Linked DNA regions of Homo sapiens: region 1 is linked to region 2. A link is a loop called in an ENCODE intact Hi-C map of the cell type or tissue named here. Cell type or tissue: heart left ventricle. All regions are shown on one strand. Links, peaks and the distances in the headings refer to the core of each region. The heading gives the core; the rest is flanking DNA.

What was found. Hi-C counts contacts between places; a loop is a spot of excess contacts. Peaks named below come from ENCODE experiments on the same cell type or tissue, not always from the same donor. Only the 100,000 strongest peaks of a DNase experiment are listed, where the experiment ranks them.
Region 1: a loop joins it to region 2, with 2.1 times the contacts of the local background. A loop is called at or near these places in 3 of 110 quality-filtered maps.

The regions. Positions count from the first base shown.
Region 1 is chr4:85,908,362-85,911,281 of GRCh38, forward strand. All of the region lies in intron 3 of ARHGAP24 (Rho GTPase activating protein 24), which reads left to right. Among named protein-coding and RNA genes, the nearest start is that of MIR4451, 190 kb to the left of the region's middle. In heart left ventricle, for the core only: no CTCF peak of the experiment used is centred there; a DNase peak (open chromatin) is centred at 1,650.
Region 2 is chr4:85,863,563-85,866,482 of GRCh38, forward strand. All of the region lies in intron 3 of ARHGAP24 (Rho GTPase activating protein 24), which reads left to right. Among named protein-coding and RNA genes, the nearest start is that of MIR4451, 140 kb to the left of the region's middle. In heart left ventricle, for the core only: no CTCF peak of the experiment used is centred there; no DNase peak of the experiment used is centred there; H3K4me3 peaks cover 79 bases; H3K27ac peaks cover 54 bases.

The DNA of each region.
Region 1 (2,920 bases), core at 96-2,595, 45 kb after region 2:
TATATATTATTTCTGTACTCATCACAGTGACTTGGCAGTCTTGAAAGTAAAAAAATTTAAGAAGGTGTAGCATTAAACTAGTTGTAAGTTATTATGTTTTTCCTTTGCACTAAAGTTGCTAGATATTTAGGCTTCTAGGAATGAGGAGAATGTTGTAATTTGAAAGGTACACATATCATTTATGCAAATTAAACTGTATCAGAGTCCCAACTGAAAAAGATGACACACTCAACAAAGGGGGCTTCTCTCCAAAGGGATTACTTACTAAAGTGTAATAATAATGATTCTAATAATAGTGAAGGAGATTTTCCAGTCTAAGAGACAATGGTAGAACTCTGAATAAGAGTTCCCTGTAGAAAAGTCTTCTAAAGAGTAGTGAGTTTTGGTCAAAATACAGAGCCAGGCATAGATAATCCCAGAGCAAGGGAGTCAGGGAAGTACATACAGATAGTATCGAGAACTGTTTACCTAACAAAAAGCTTTCTCAGATAATTAAAAAGAAAAAAAAAAAGAAAGCCTTAATGGAAACAAATTAGTTTTAATGCTCAGGATGTTGTAAACCATCAAGGGTCATCCCTACCTGAGTTTCAATATGCTTTAGGTCTAGCTTGTAGACATATTAAAGAACAATAAGTAATGAATGGAGCCAAATAATTCCAATTCACTAATCATTTAGCCAAGAAATATCTTGGGTTTTACTTAATTCAGCTTAACTGACTATACTTCCAGGTCTGATTTTGAAGTTAAAGGTTTAAGTCTTGCTTCCTTGAGGTATTCTGAGTGGGCTTAGGTTTTTTCAATATCTAAAATACTGAGTTTGCTAACTTTGAGGTGTTTGCAGAGTCTACCATAGAGAAACACAGTGATCTTGATTTAAACTTGCTTTCAACTACAAAACCTTCAGTAAATAACTGGATTTATATGGGTTTTCTTTTGTTTTGTTTTTTTTAATTTGTGGTGTGTGTATGTATGTGTGTAAACATGTTCCTCCCCATCAGATAAGATTAAGAAAGACTGCACATATCTGTTCCCTCTTTGGTGGCTTTCTTACATTATATTTAACAAAATATTCTATCACGTCTTATTGGGTAATGAGAATCTTATTCAAGGAATGTTGCCTTTAGTTTAGCAATATGCCTGTTGAATTGTCAATCTGTATTTGGACTTTAGCCAAATTTAGGTTGGTAATTACATATGAATCAGACAAGATGCCCCCAAACAGCGACTGGTTTACCGACTTCTAATACTGCTGCATAAACCCATGGGTGTTCATTAAGTGTTAATTAATGATGGAATGCTAGGTTGAATTGACTTGTGGATTCTGGCTGATTACTCTTTAATTTAAAATTATGAAATGCACAGCATCAATCTATCAGCAGGAAAGATCAAATTTTAATTTAATGAGGGTGTCTAGAAAATTGTAGAGCTATAGGAATTCAAAGAATTAGTTATTTGTACTAGATATGAAAGATCATGTTACAGGATCCTTGGGGTGTCCCTTTTCTGGCCTGAAACCTCTGGCCAGTGGCACCTTTGCCTGAGTGTTGCTCAGGCCCGCTGGGCTTTTTCCTCCTACTTGGCCTGGCAGGCTACATTCGGCTGACACTACTGGCCTGGATCCCACGCCTGCCAAGGGAGAGTCAGGCATGGAGTGTGTGAGTGAGCATGGGGTCCGGCCACTGCATAGTCAGACACACTGGCTGCTGCAACGGGACCTGCAGCTCCAGGTGCCGGCACAGGCACTGGCTCTCAGCCAGGCTGCGGCTAGACCAGGTGCACTGCAAGCAGCTTCACTGGCTGGCACCGGGGAACGCAGTGGTGCCCAGAAGCTTGAAAACGTCAGGTACCACAGGACCCCAAAGAGGGAGTCACAGCCCTGGCCTGGGGAACTCCCAAGTCTGAGCTCCCTGAGGGACCACGGTTCTTTTCTCCTCTTTGCCTGCAACGTGGAGAGCTAAGGGGCATGTTTCAGCCCTGTGTTGTAGCTCTTTTAGCTCTGCCATTCAGCAGGCTCCAAGTTCTTGTCCTGCGACCAAGAACTCAGACAAGTGGAGGGCAAGCAAAATGAAGAGGAGCTTTGTTGAGCAATAGAACAGTTCACAATAGACCCACAGCGGGTAGCTCCTTTCCACAGTCAGGGTGTCCCAACGAGTGTTCAGCTCCTAGCAGAGAGGAGAACCTGGAGTGGGAAGCTCCTCTCTGTAGACAGGTCGTCCCGTCATGTCTGCAGTTCTCAGCAGACAGGAGGCCCTGGAGTGTGTTGCTCCTCTCTGCAGCTGTTCGCCCTACAACTCCTGCTATTAGCAGAGAGAGTAGCTCCTCTCTGCAGGCAGGTCAACCCATCATCTGCTCAGCTCTGGCTGAGCCCAAGGGTTTCATGGGCCTCAGAGGGTTGGAAGTGCACACAACTGGTCCGTGGGCTGCCATGGGCAGCCCAGAAAAGGCTTCACAAGTTCCCACTCCTGTCCCTCGGTGAGACTGGCTACCTGGCCCCCAGCCTTCAGGTCATCCCCGGCCTGAAGGTGGGGCCTCACCCGAGACCCACCCCCTCCCATCCAGGAATCTGTCTGCCTCCCACTGGCTTTCATGGTGCCCTGCTCCACCCTGACTTTGCTCTGAGATCGGAGTGGACACTGGCAGGAGGGAGAAGCTAGGCAGCAGGGGCAGGCATTTCCGAGCCTGTGAGGGCAGGAGGGCCTTCCTGGGTCCTCAAGAGTACAGGAATGCCTGAGTCTGCAGCTGCAGTTTGGATGGCTGCAGCTGCACCTGCACCCAGGAGGGCGGGGCTCCTGCCTGCTCCACAGAGCAAGAGGCCTGGGTCTGCAGCCTGGTTTGGGTGGCTGCAGTGAAATCTGGGGAGCTCCCGCCCTAACTCGAATGGGGTGGGGCTCCCACTTGTACCGGGCTCCACTTGTCCCTG
Region 2 (2,920 bases), core at 284-2,783:
TGCCACTCTTTGGGCACAGATTATCTTCTCCTTAGGGCGATTATTTACCATTGTTGTGAGTTTGTCTTACATTATTTCCCAATACCTAGAAAAGTACCCTACATATACTTCGACAACAGTAACTTTTAGTGTTAATTAAAGGGGAACCTTGAATTGTCAAACTGAATGTGTGCAGTGAGCTTGTGAAGTGGTATAAACCCGGCGTTTGTTGTCACATACCAGGAAAATTTAGAACATGGACACACATGAGGAGTTTAGGAGTGGAGGTTTAATAGGTAGAAGAGAAAGGGAAACAGCTTCCTCAACAAAGGAAGGTGTCTCCAAGCGGAAAAAGACCAGCTAGTGGCAAATGCCCCAAGTTTTATAGTCCAGTCTGAGGAGGCAGTGTCTGATTTAGATAGGACTCATAGATTGGTTCAATCAGGCATGACATTTACATAGAGAAGAGGAGAAGACTGGTCGTCCCATCTTAATCTTCTTATGCAAATGGACTTTCCAGTTGATTGGAGCCATCTTGTCTGCTCCTTACCATACACATGACTGGCAGAGAAGGGAAGATGGAGCTGCCATTTTGAAAATGTCTAGTCCTTGGTTCCTGCCGGCATTCACCAGTGGAAGCTCCCAGCTTTCAGGCTGCTCTTTGTTAGAAAATGATTTAGGGCTGCTTTTCATTAAAAAGAAAAGCCTTACCAAGGACTCCCATGGCCTTGCTGTCTGCCTAAGGAATTCCTTCTTAACTCCTATATCACTTGGGGGCTTGGGGGTACATTTGTTAGGAAATGGCTTATGATTTTTTCGATAATAATCTGAATGGTGGTCAGAAACTTTGAATAAAATTTTAGTATAGCCCTGCCAAAGAAAACAGTACAGTTATGTTAAGAGGATGGAATTAACCATGTAAAATTTGGTACAGATTTATCTTGAATTCCGTATCTTCTAAGAGATCCAGAATTACTCTCCTTTGGTTTGGCAAAGATATCTATCTATACAAAGACCTGATGCCAAACTTATGATAGACAGGCAATTATCTGATGTTGCAGGAAAATCAGTTTTTTTTTTTTTTAAATGAATAGACAAAATATAAGCTTAGGGAGTGGGTGAGGCAGAAAATGTAAATGATAGGATGGGAAGGAAGAAAGCATGTTCAGACCCACTTCCATGAGCTACGCCCATCTGCAATGAGTAAGAGCAGTTAAGTAGTATATATGGAAATACGGACCAGTTAGGGAGAGGGAATTTATGCAGTTTTTGTATTTGTTTGATTTTTCTTTTTTATGTGTTAGATAAATAGAGGATCTCTGGCTGAGGCTTTTCACTAAAATGTCTTAAAAATAAATAAATTATAATACCATCTTGAGAATGTGAATGCATTTGAAATAAATAAACTGTCATTGTGAGAAAATAAGTTCCATATGTCTCATTCATCTCCCTTCTTCATGTGGTGTCATGGCCTTGTAAGCAAAAGGACCTAATTATCATCCAACAGTCGTTAGGAGGCCCTTGCAGATTTCCTGTGACTTAGATGTAGAAATGACTTGATGGAGTTTGCTGGTTCCTCTTGGAGAACATTTTCTTCTGTTGTCTTTTTTGTTGGATGTGTTTCAGAAAAATACCTATTTATCTCTTTGCAATATTGTTCTGCTTCATTTTATAAATAAAAAACTTTTTTAGCTACTTCTTGATTTTCTAGGTTAATGATTATTGTGGCCAAATTAAATCCTAAAATTTTGTGAGTTGGCAGGTAAGGTAAAATCAATTGTTCTTGGCTGGCTAACTCCTTTTCTTTCAGTTCTCAGTTTAAAACTCAGAGAAACCTTTGTTAACCACCCTAAATAATGCAGGCTACCATGCCATTATTTTCTATCACAGAACCCTATTTATTATTAATAATAAATAATAATAAATAATTAGTAGTATAAACAAATAATAAATAATTTAAATAAAAAACAATAAATAATTTTATTATTTATAAATCAAGAATAATTAATTATTATAAAATAATTATATAAATAATAAATAATTTTAATAAAAATAAAATCATGCATTATAATTAGGGAATGTACATTTTATTTGTGTTTTTCAGAATTACAATAAAGTGTAATTTACTTTGGAAGTAAGCATGGAATATTGAAATCAAGCTGTATAAAATAAGAAGAATTATTAATTTCAATTAAGGATTATTTATATTCATAAAGACTTACAGTTGGATTCTTTTATAGAAGGCATCTGTAATATGTTCAAGTATGACACCATTTTTTTAAAGTTAGCTGAATTCTTTATTATTTATATTTATCTACAACGTATTCCCTGTATATAGTTCTACAGATTTTAGGCAATTTATATTGAAAAACAAGACAAAAGAAAAACCAAACAAAGGACAGTTAAAAAGAGCAGAAGAGTGGATTTACTTGCTGGAAATACCTATTTTGCAAACTGTGCTTAATGTTTTCTGAGAATACTAATATTTTTTCTCACTCATTGAATGAGATTGTCTGAGATTCTCACAATGATCCCTTATAGGCTCTATTTAATGGTTCACACTACATTTATCAGATGCAATATTGATTTGAGAAATAAATACATATTTTACATTTAAGTATATAGTGTTGTAGTAGAGACAGAAAATGTAAGTGAGGCACAAAGCTGTTTTATCACTTGTCTAAACATATTCAACCTGTCAGTGACAAAGACAGAGCTACTTTCTTCAGAAACCTAGAATAACTTCTCATGAATCAGAAGTTCGTCTCTAACCGACAGCAAGTTGTGTCTGGAGACTTCTGACTTACAAAAAAATGGAAAAAGAAAAACCTTAAAGGGGCATTTCCTTGGCTTACCCTGCCTGCCAGCAAGCAAAGTCTCTTCATGAGTTTTTGGCATTTTTTTGTTTTGTTTTGTTTCCCCCACATGAACAAGCTCAACT